Linked DNA regions of Homo sapiens: regions 1 and 3 are each linked to region 2. A link is a contact called in ENCODE Hi-C or POLR2A ChIA-PET data. All regions are on one chromosome and are shown on one strand. The core of a region is the stretch at or near the end of the contact, and the rest is flanking DNA. Distances in the headings are between cores, read along the strand shown. Region 1 overlaps BCL11B (BCL11 transcription factor B). Region 2 has its middle 200 kb from the start of LINC02914. Region 3 overlaps BCL11B (BCL11 transcription factor B).

Evidence for each region. Hi-C counts contacts between places; a loop is a spot of excess contacts on that map. ChIA-PET counts read pairs that join two places held with the same protein, here RNA polymerase II (POLR2A). Pooled maps may share reads with other maps.
Region 1: a loop to region 2 is called in a map of thyroid gland, with 2.6 times the contacts of the local background. The contact joins two enhancer-like sites. A Hi-C loop is called at or near these places in 2 of 168 maps with a recorded cell type or tissue (HAP-1 and thyroid gland). POLR2A ChIA-PET finds 5 or more read pairs at or near these places in 1 of 52 experiments (A549).
Region 3: a map of MCF 10A shows a loop between it and region 2 (4-fold over the local background). The contact joins two enhancer-like sites. A Hi-C loop is called at or near these places in 1 of 168 maps with a recorded cell type or tissue (MCF 10A) and 1 of 50 pooled maps. POLR2A ChIA-PET finds 5 or more read pairs at or near these places in 2 of 52 experiments (CD8-positive, alpha-beta T cell and naive thymus-derived CD4-positive, alpha-beta T cell).

Annotation. Positions count from the first base shown.
Region 1 is chr14:99,230,936-99,234,450 of GRCh38, forward strand. BCL11B (BCL11 transcription factor B) reads right to left here. Exons shown (of 4, transcript NM_138576.4): 3 at 410-622. Among named protein-coding and RNA genes, the nearest start is that of BCL11B, 40 kb to the right of the region's middle. Within about 2 kb of position 1,801, at least 7 of the 41 ENCODE cell types and tissues checked have a DNase peak (open chromatin) inside an H3K27ac peak, as active enhancers do.
Region 2 is chr14:98,907,734-98,911,232 of GRCh38, forward strand. No RefSeq gene overlaps it. Among named protein-coding and RNA genes, the nearest start is that of LINC02914, 200 kb to the left of the region's middle. Within about 2 kb of position 1,983, at least 2 of the 41 ENCODE cell types and tissues checked have a DNase peak (open chromatin) inside an H3K27ac peak, as active enhancers do.
Region 3 is chr14:99,190,208-99,193,568 of GRCh38, forward strand. The region is part of intron 3 of BCL11B (BCL11 transcription factor B); the gene reads right to left. Among named protein-coding and RNA genes, the nearest start is that of BCL11B, 80 kb to the right of the region's middle. RefSeq lists an enhancer at 1,723-2,284. Within about 2 kb of position 1,989, at least 15 of the 41 ENCODE cell types and tissues checked have a DNase peak (open chromatin) inside an H3K27ac peak, as active enhancers do.

The DNA.
Region 1 (3,515 bases), core at 551-3,050, 320 kb after region 2:
AGTCAACCAAGGAATCTTCCCCTAGCCTGGTCTTGGCGGGGCAGGGGATTGTCTGGGGTGGGGGAGGGGGTGGCAGTGGCAAGGGCCGAAGAAAACCTCAGATGTTAAGTGTTATCCAATTAAGCTGTCGCTAAACAACCCAAAGAAGCGGGATTGGGAGGCTGGGGAATGCATTCTGGGAGCAAGACTCTCAGAACGGGTGGGGGCACCGTGGGGGACTCCTGACCGAGGGGCACCGGGCCCTGGCTCATAGTTCAGCGAACATTCTTTACCACTTCCCCTGGCACCCCAAAAAGCCTTCTGGGTGGGAGCTGCCCTTCCTCCCTGGGTCCCCACCTTGCTCCAGCGCTGCCCATGGCACACCCCGCCATCCCGGGGGCCCGCCCCCCACCGCGGCGTCGTCTGTTACCTGACAACTGACACTGGCATCCAAAGGGAGCCTCCGTCTGACCCTCACCCTGAGTCCCGTCACCCGAGACCGGGCGCGCGCTGCAGCACGGCAGGGGGAGGCAGGGCGGGAGAGCGCCCAGGGCACGCAGAGGTGAAGTGATCACGGATGAGTGAGGGTGGGAGGAGGCAGCTATGGGGGCCACCGCTGGCAGCTGGGCAGGCCTGCACGGCCCTGGAGAAAAAACAATAGAAAAGACTGGTCAGTCGGGCCCTGGACTGTGTGAGGGGCACGGGGTGGGACGGGGCTCGGGGCGTGGGGCTCTGCTCAGGCCACCCTTCGGGGGTGGGAGGCCCCCGGGGTGCCAGGCCCTGCAGGGAAGGCAATCGGGACACAGGCGAGGGAATGGGCTCGGGGAGGTGGGCAGGGGGCACTGGGGAGGGCCCGGTTTCCACAGCTGCCAGGCTGGGCTGTCGGGGAGGCAGGACCCCGCCTCTGGGGGCCTGGTGCAGGGGGCTGGGTGAACGGGGGCTGTGAGGACCCACTCTCAGGAAGGACCCCCCACGTGGGGGCCTCTGGAGCAATCAAATAGGTTCCATTTGGGGATTTGTTTCCAAAACTTCGGGCTACCCCTCCCTGGAAGAGCTGGGAAGCTCACAGCCTCCCCTGTTTGCTGTATCAGGATGGGCTGTTCCTACAGGCCCGGGACACCTTGGGTCCGCCTCCAGCCTTGGGTCCGCCTCCAGGTGTCTGGGCTCTGTTAGCCTCCTGTCTGGCAGACCACCAGCTGGGGGCTCTCTCCAGCCCCAAGCACTGAGCGTGCTGCACCCAAAACGCAATGCCCTTCAGAAGGCTTTCACACCCCCCTACCACACCCCAAGAAAACCCTGGCGCTGCTCACCCCCTCCTAACGTCTCGGCCTGGCTTGGGAGGCCTCCCGCCATGTGACAGCAAGGACACAGGGCCAGGGCCGGCCCCGCCTCTGCCCAGCCCCACAGCTCGCTCAGCTCCACAGCAAGGCCTGCATTTGATTTAGCCGTTTATCTTAAATGGCTAAGAGACCACCAGGGCAAAACATTTGTGTGAAGCCCTTGCCAAAACCACAAGTGAAGAAGCCCAAATTCCCTGGGTAAATAATTGAGCAGGGAAGCATCAGAGAGACAAAAAGGAAACGTCAACAAGAGGATGGGCAGCTGGGCCCAGCCGGCTTTGCCAGGGAGGCCCAGCACAGGTCTGCACGGGTGGGAGTCTGCCCACTCCAGGGCCCCCACGTGGATTCCCCCATCGCAAGGAGAGCCACAGGACCCTGCAAGCCACCAGGAGCCAGGAGCCTGTCAGTCTTCATTGGACTGAACTTCCTAACACACTGACGGGAACTGGGGCTTAGAATACCCATTGCACAGACCAGGAAACTGATGGCGTGACTGCAGAAAACTGCAGACATCAGCAGCCCCATCCAAACCCCAGCTGTCTGGCCCCAGAACCAGGGCTCTTTCTCTGTAGCCCTGGTTTCTCTAAAACATGGGTTATCCAGGATCAAGGCATCAGGGCATTTAAGAAGACCCCCTGCTTAGGGATTGCAAGCTGTCAGTGTCCTGTCAAGAGGTCAAAGCTAACACCAACACTGCTCGGAACCCCCTGAACCAACAAAGACCTCATACTAGGTGAGGCCTCGGGCCCAGGGTATTTCTGAGCTGGGGATAGCCCTGGAAGGATGTGGCTGAGGAACCAGTAAACAGTTTCAGCCTCAGATGCTGAGGGGAAGGCCATGCTAGATTTAGTGCCATCCCTCAAGGAAGGTCAGGACCTGCCTCCTCCTGGAAGCCTGCCCTAGCCTGAACCTTCCAGCACTGGACACTGCATTTGATCCTGTCCACTGGTGGTCTCAAATCCCTATGTAGGCCTTCCCTGCAGACCACCGAGGGCTCTGGGTCATCCATCATCATGACAGCCACCTCGCTCAGAAAAGATCCACATTCCACTGGGGGAAAACTGAGGCTTAGGGAGATCTGAGACTGGAACCCAGTTGTGTCCCCGAAGCCCGCAATGCTCTGCTTCCCTCTAGGGCTGCAGCTGGGTAAGTGACCAGGGGTCCTGGGATCTCTAGAGCAACGGCCACATAGTGGGCGGAAGTCTGAGATCCCTGGGCTCAATCCAGCCATTGGAAGCTGCAAAGGCCAAACCCAGGCTCTGGTTCCTGGGTTCTGGGTGAGGCCACGACACAGCCAGCACCATTTATCACTACTGAGAAACCAGCAGAAGCAGCTCGAGGCCTGGTAAGGGTTGTCCCAGGTGCTAAGAAGCTGACTCTGTCTCCGTGGTGGGAGGAACCGTTGCAGAGCAGGTAGAAAACAGGCATCTGGCCACACCCTTCTCCTGGAAACGTCCAAGGTGGGGCTCAGACCAGGGTCTGTAAAGGCGATGTCACACACCACACGTTGTTCCCTGCATAGGGGTCAGGGGGTAGGCCGCCCTGGACAGGTTTCCCCAGAGTCTCATTAGCAATTGTGACCTTGCTGAAGTCCACCTGCTCCAGGGACCGGCTCAACTGAGGCAGGGGAGGGGGGCAGCCGGGAGAGGGGCTTCAAATCCCAAGCTCTACAGGGCCTCTCTGGGGCTCCCAGAGCACCTTCTACACTGGGAGAGGTTTCCACACGGGGCAGCTCAAACCCAGAGCCCTTCCCAAGGGTGGAACTCAAGAAATCTGAAGCTACTGCAAAAGCCCAAAGTGATGAAAGGAGCCACCTACGGCATGACTCCATGGATACGAAATGTTCATAAGAGGCAAATCCACGGACACAGAAAGTAGCAGTTGCCAGGGGCTGGGGGGAGCCAGTAGGGGTGTGAGGGGTGGCTAATGGGCACAGAGTTTCTTCGGGGGGTGATGAAAATGCTCGGGACTTAGACAGGAGTGACGGCTGCACGACATTGTGAATAGATCCAAAACCACTGATTGTACACTTTAAAATGGTCAATTGTACATCATGTGACTCTTACCTCAACTTGAAAAAACAGCCTCAGTACCTGTCCCAGGCTACCTCCCAGCCCCCATCCTTCCTCAGAGGAGGGGTATTTGCCTTTAAAAGTGAAGCTGGGAAATCCAGAAAGCACTTAAGGAGCGCTTGAG
Region 2 (3,499 bases), core at 733-3,232:
AACGTATTCTGGGAGTTTCTCCATTTTGCGTTGGTGTTTTTTTGTTCCTGTGCTTTCTTTGTTCTTCCTTTGCCTGTCTGCTCTCCCTCAAGCTTGCCCTTCATTTTTGCCGTCATCATTTTTATTGAGCACCTACTATGTGTGAGACCCTCTGCTAGATGTGCACTGTGGAGGAAACACGCTTCTTGAATTCCAACGCCCACTCTCCCCCGGGGAGTTGCAGCATTCGACTACTCTCTGCTTCCTAAGTGCAGTTTCTGCCTTACAAGTCCGGCCCTCGGGGTTGTTGTGTGGAAGGAGGGGACGATGTTTGTGTAGGGCCTGGCTTAGGGCCTGTGAGCCCCTGCCCCTCCTCCAGCCCCCCACCTGCCCCTTCCTTCCCTTGGGGGAGGGACAGAGCAGGCTTCATGCGGGACTCATTCTGACAGCTGTCCGGGAAGGGGGGTGATTTGTACAAAGCAGCCTGACTGTGTCTAAATCCCTCCCTGGGGCACTGTTTCCAAATTACAGTGTGGCAGGTTTGATCCCTGCCACCCCGCCCCACCTGCCTCCGCAGGACTTTCCTCCATCCTGGGCCCTGTGTGATGGGATGACGAGCCCTTCCATCTGCCCCACCGTCCCTCCCAGTCCTCCTCCCTCACTCCTTCCCCACCTATTGGATCTGTCTGTCCATTTGGCATGGGGTGAAGCAGGCGGTGCCTACCCTTCAGCTCTCAACCCCAGGATAGTGACAGCAGCAAGCAGACAATTACATTCTAGAACCAATTAATTAACTGAATGCTCCCCTGCCAGTTGCTTCATATCACTGTCTTATCAAGTCTGAGAGCACTGTCTCATTAGGCCCATTTAAGAGATGCGGAAATGGCAGGGCAAGCAGATCACCACCCCAGGTGACAAATGGCCTGGATACAGGTGGATGGGATGCCTACTCAGGGCCTCCTGTCCTATTTATAGTAGGAACGGCTGCCTTTTGAATGTGCCCTCTGGCCTCGGACATGCTGCGTACAGGAGCACCGATCCTCAAAGGACCAGTGAGGTAGGTACCACCTGGCTCACCTTACCCATGAGAGAACTGAAGTCAGGGAGGGCACATGATGGGCCAGGAAGCCCTGGCTAAGCACACTGGTAAAATGAGACCTCGTATCTTTGCAGCCCTCTAACTTTCCCTCCCTTTGGAGACGCAGATGAAGGGGAAACCAAGCTGCCTTGGAACTGGGCTGCCCCCATGCACCATGGCCATTTGGAACTGGGTAGTGAGAGGCTGCCCTGTCCATTGTAGAATGTTTAGCAGCATCCTCTGGGAGTAGCAAACTCCCCTCTCCTGGGACAGTTGTGACAACCAAAATGTCTCAACATTGCCAGATGTCCCCTGCGCGTGGGGGGCGGGGGGTAAAATCACTCCTACCCCAGTTGAGAACCATTGCCTCACAGTCTTCAGCTTTTTTTCAAGAAAGTCTATGTTATTTCTCTGAAGGACATCTAGAAATTCAGAATGCACAATGCCCAAAAGGGAAAGAACACGGAGCATGTCACAGCAAACACTGATCCCACATGGCATTATTATTATTAATCACTAACTTGACTACAGTCGGTGGGAATGAATCGCTCTGGGGGGGTGGACAATGGGACTTCAGGACATCACAGTCGGAGTGCCACGGCTGACTCATAGGCGACTTTGGACAAGTCTGTTTGCCCTTTTGGGACTCAGTCTTCCCCTCTCTAACATGGAAAGCCTGAAGGATGTGACTCACAATGACCGTTTTAATCTAGTATTGGCAGATGTCCCAGATTTTGCCACCGTGGGACCAATGTTATCACATAGTACAGAAGCCAATGTCCTCTGGGTTCTGATCACCTGGGTGCAGACTGTGGCTTGAGTACTTACTGGCTGGGTGACCCTAATCAGGTCATGTAACATTGCCATGCATCTGCCTCCTGCTCTGTAAAAACTCTGGGATCATAGCAGTATCTGCCTTATAGAACTGTCATGAGCCTTAACTGAGAGGATATATACAATACAACAGTGTCTGACATTAGTAATAGCCTCGTAAGAATTAGTTATCTTTAGAAACCACAGGACCCTCAGTCCCAACCACAGCCCGGCTGAATCAGATCTCCCAGGGAGATCAGGAACCAAGTATATATGGCTACTGAAGGACGGATTTGGTTTTGCCAGGTGGAGATACAGTGCAGAAGAAATGGAGGGAGCATTCTCTGGCTGATTTTTTTAAATCCTCCACAAATGATTCTGAAGCAGTGAGTTGCTGGCCTGGCACTTAGGAACCACTGTAAGTTATATGAAGCTCTCTGACGTTAGGAATATTCCAATAATGTTTTGAGTGCCACTCTGTATGAAGGCCTGAGTGGTGCAAAGATGGAAAAGGTACTCTCTGTCCTCAGAGAGCCACTGCCTAAACCAGCAAAAACAACTCCTAAGCCACATATATAGTCCAAGTGGGCCTCTGTGTTTCAGGAGCACAAGGAAGCCTGAAACATGTGCTCAGCGATGACAGAGGAGACAGTGATCTGCAGGATTATCAGTAGGGCTGTGCAGGTTATTGACTGCACAGAGGCACCCAGAGAAAGGTCACTCTTCTTTCTAATTCGCATAAAAGCTCCATCGGGCCAGTGGCAGGTCTGGAGGTCATTATTCAAGCAGGCTGTTCTGGAAGCTCCTACTCATCCATCAGTGAGAGTTTAGCTGCCCCTTTCTCTAGGGAACCTTCCCGAAGACCCAGAAAACAGAGTCGACCACACCCTTTTCTGTGTCATGCCCTATTAAAGTCTTCCTTACCCCAGATTGTAAATGCATGTTTGGATTAACGTCTCCCCAACTTGTCTTTGAGCCTTTTGAGAGTAGTTACTGAGTTTGTTTGGTTTTTCTGGTGTTCTCATGTTAGCACCCCAACACAAGGTCTGGTACAGAGTAGGTGCTGAGAAGATGCTTGTATTTTGTTTTGTGGGGTTTTTCGGTGGGCGGGGGTTGCCTACTACAACTGCTAGCAGCAGATGCGTGTTGAATGAATAAATGGATGGATGGATGGGTGGATGGGTGGATGGATGGATGGATGAATGATGGATGATGAATGAATGAATGATTAAATAAATAAATAAATCCCAACTAACTAAGAGGATTTTAATGAACCTGGGTAGAAAGGACACTCCGTTACCAATCAAGCGAGCTGGATGTCAGCCAAAGTGACTTCCTGGAGGAGGAGCAAATGGCCCCTGAATGATAGATGCGTTTTTGCCAAGTGGAGACACAGTGCAGAGGAAATGTTGGGAACATTCTCTAGCCAATCTCATGCCCAGAAAATTAGATTTTAAAAAGTGAAAGATACCAGGAGTCGTTAGCGAAGTGTTCATGGTTTGATGGTTGCTGTGGCAACATGCTCTTCATTTGGGATGGAATCGCAAAGTAAATATTTTCATAGCATCAGCAGGATAATAAGACACATGTTGCCATATCTGGGAGAGAGCCAGTCCTCTGCACTCTTGT
Region 3 (3,361 bases), core at 739-3,238, 280 kb after region 2:
GCCAGGCGCGGTGGCTCACGCCTGTAATCCCAGCACTTTGGGAGGCCAAAGCGGGCAGATCACGAGGTCAGGAGATCAAGACCATCTTGGCTAATACAGTGAAACCCCGTCTCTACTAAAAATACAAAAAAACTAGCCAGGCGTGGTGGCATGCGCCTGTAGTCCCAGCTACCTGGGGGTTGAGGCAGGAGAATCGCTTGAACCCGGGAAGTGGAGGTTGCAGTGAGCCGAGATGGCACCATTGCACTCCAGCCTGGGCGACAGAGCGAGACTTCGTCTCAAATAGAAATAAATAAATACTAATTTTTTTAAAAAGGCACTTGTCTGTGCCTTTGTTTTGTTTTGTTTTTTTAGTGAAGTCCCATTCCTAACAATGGGGAAAAAAATCTCTAAGGGAAGGAGGGAAGAGGAAGGAAGGAAAGGAGGGAGGAAGGGCAGTAAAACTGAGAAAGTTCCAACACACACTGCCAAAACCACTGGCAAATTTCTCAAAAGCATCCATTCACCAATAAGGCTATCAGTAAGCTAATTCTAGAAAGAAGAATTGTTCTAAAGCTCGGCATGGCAAATATTTCAGAGAAAAACTGCTCGACTGTTTGAAGGTACAGATGTCTGACCTACCTGGCCATTCCAACTCCTACAGGTGCGACTGTGACAGACAGCTCACCACCTCCACTCCCACCGCCCGCTTCGGCCACACGGGGGGGGTCACCCTCAAATTAGGGTCATCCTGTTACTTCTTTTTAAAATATGCTTTGGGGGTAAAATCTAACAATGGGAATTCAGTCCCAATTTTCAAGGAAGGCCTTTGATTCCACTCTTTTATTATTGGTTATTCTTGAACCTCAAAATAGATACTAATATTCCCCCAGGCCTTTTCCAGGTTGTTGTCAGTTAGAAAAAAACAGCCTAGGACAGTGGTTCTCAACTGAGGGTTGTTTTGCCCCTCCAGGAAACCTGCGGCAATATTTGGAGATATTTGTGATTGTCAAGACTGAAGGGGCTTGGGCTTTGGGGTGCTACTGGCATCTAGTGGGGAGAGGCCAGGGATGCCACTGCACATCTACGATGCACAGGACATCTCCCCAACAAAGGATGAGCCAGTCCACATAGCAACTGTCCCAAAAGTGGGCAGCCCTGGGCCACACCCGTCAACTTAAACACTGGCTTCCTTGTGGGGACCGCACCTAAATCTAAAAAAAAAAAAATAGACTGAAAGAGAAAGTGGGGAGTCAGGAAGAGAGTGGGAAAGGGAGAAAGAGGTGGAGAGAATTGAAAAGACAGAGAGAAGAGGAGGGGCCCACACCATCTACTTCTCTGGCAATAAAGAAACTGTGGAATCCCAGTCAATTTCATCATTGTAGAAATCATTTGAATTCCAGAGTTGCCTGGAGCTGAGAATCTGGGGCTCCTAGGGAGCTCCGAGCCTCGTGAAGGGGGAAGGCAGCCTGAAATGGCAGAGGGGGCAGGGGGACTGCATTTGTCAGCACCCCCCTGCCCGCAGCCCTCCACCAAAAAAAAAAAAATGCTCCGAGTGACTTCCCTCCAGAGCTGGGCTTGGCCACTAAGGCAGGGATGTCAGGGGCTGCCCTAGATTTGGTGGCTCAGCTGTGAGCCCTGCAACAGCGGCTGCAGGAGATGAAAAACAAATATATACTTCCTGAAGTCAAAGAGATAAAAATACAATTTCTGCTGCGTATGCCACTCTTTCACGCAGCATCAACACTTATGTGGGGTGACGGGGGGAGGAGGATGACCACGCAAGCTTAAGTGATTTTTTTAAAAAACACGATCCAGAGAGATTACATAAAAAGTACAATTAAGGGACGCTCAGAATCCCGAGGCCTTCAAGAACGTGCTAGCTCCGGAATATTTTTAGAACAATCACTGGAGTGATTCTTCTTAGTTGTAGAAACACTCCAAATCAGAAAGTCAATTTTTCCTCTATTTGCAGCAGTGCTGGCTCCACTGGACGGAATGCGTGTGTTTTGCTTGGCGGCTGTTCATAATACTGTCTTGGCAGCGTTTCCTTGGAGCGCACACGGTGAACCTGGCTCTCGCATACAGTAGCACTTTCATTTTAAGCGCCCCAGCCACGCTTCCCTAATAACAGCCTGGGAACTGCAAAACCCCTGTAAGCCCAGCCCTTTAAATGGGGAACAGAGCAGGGCTTTCGGGGCCCCGCTCGCCACAATAGGGACTGTAAACTGGGGCTGGTGCTTTCAATCAAGAAACGTGGCTCTCGTTAGAAGGCAGAAAATAAAACAATGCCGGCACGTTCTGGAGACCACAGCGCGCTACCTTTCACCTCGTCCTCGCCACACACACCCAGGCCCAGCCCCGCTGCCTCCTCTACCCTCCTGCTGTCCTGCCAGGTACCAGGTGTACCAGACCGGCTGAAGTTTGGATGGGAAGGGACATGGCAACTTGGGAACCACACTGGGGCTGGGGCTGTGGGCCAGAAAGATCTGATTCTCCTGCTTCCTAGCCTTGGCTGAACATGAATGAGTGAGCTCAACTCTGAGCTCCAAGTTCCTTATCCATAAATGCGAGTGACACCTGTATTGAGGATGTGGAAAGATTCCAGAGCGTGCATGGAAGAGTCCTGCCTCTGGTCAGTGCTCAATAGAGAATGCTATTTAATGATCAAAATGTAAATGAGTGAATGAATGAATGAATGAATGAATGAGTGAATGAATGGATAAAAGAGTGAATGAATGAATGAGTAAATTAGTGAATAAGTGAATAAGTGAATGAATGAATGAGTGAATAAGTGAGTGCAAGACAGCAGGATGGGGCTAAGAGGGGCTAAGATGAGATGGGACCGCTCATGAACAAATCCCCAAACCCCTCTCTGTCACTGATCAGCCACCGTGGTCAGCCACTGCCACCAAGTAGTCGTCATTCAAAAGGGGCCTTCCAGGTACAATTTCAGCCCCTCCCTGGCATCAAGAAACGTAGTGATTTCGGCCTCTTACAACTGGCTCATCACCACTGTCTGTTCGCACACTCCTCTTTCTTTCTCCCTATGTTGTTTACAAAGGTTTCATTATGTTTTCAACTAATCAGAAAGGCCCCGCTAATACACAATTAACATGTGATTATAAAAAAAATTAAAATAGCTTCCAGAAGAAGGAAATGTAATTAAGTAGAGAATGCTTTTCAATAAGTGCTTGCTTTAACCCATTGTCAGAACACAGTCTACGTTCGTCCACAATGCCTAGAACAGATGCCAAGGGCAGAATGTTAAAAGGAAGTTTAAAAAAAAAAGGGGACATTATTTTCTGGGGGAATAATAGCCATCAACTTGGTACAACATGCCGGAGAACTCGGATTCCGGCTGCAGAGGAGAGACCCTCCT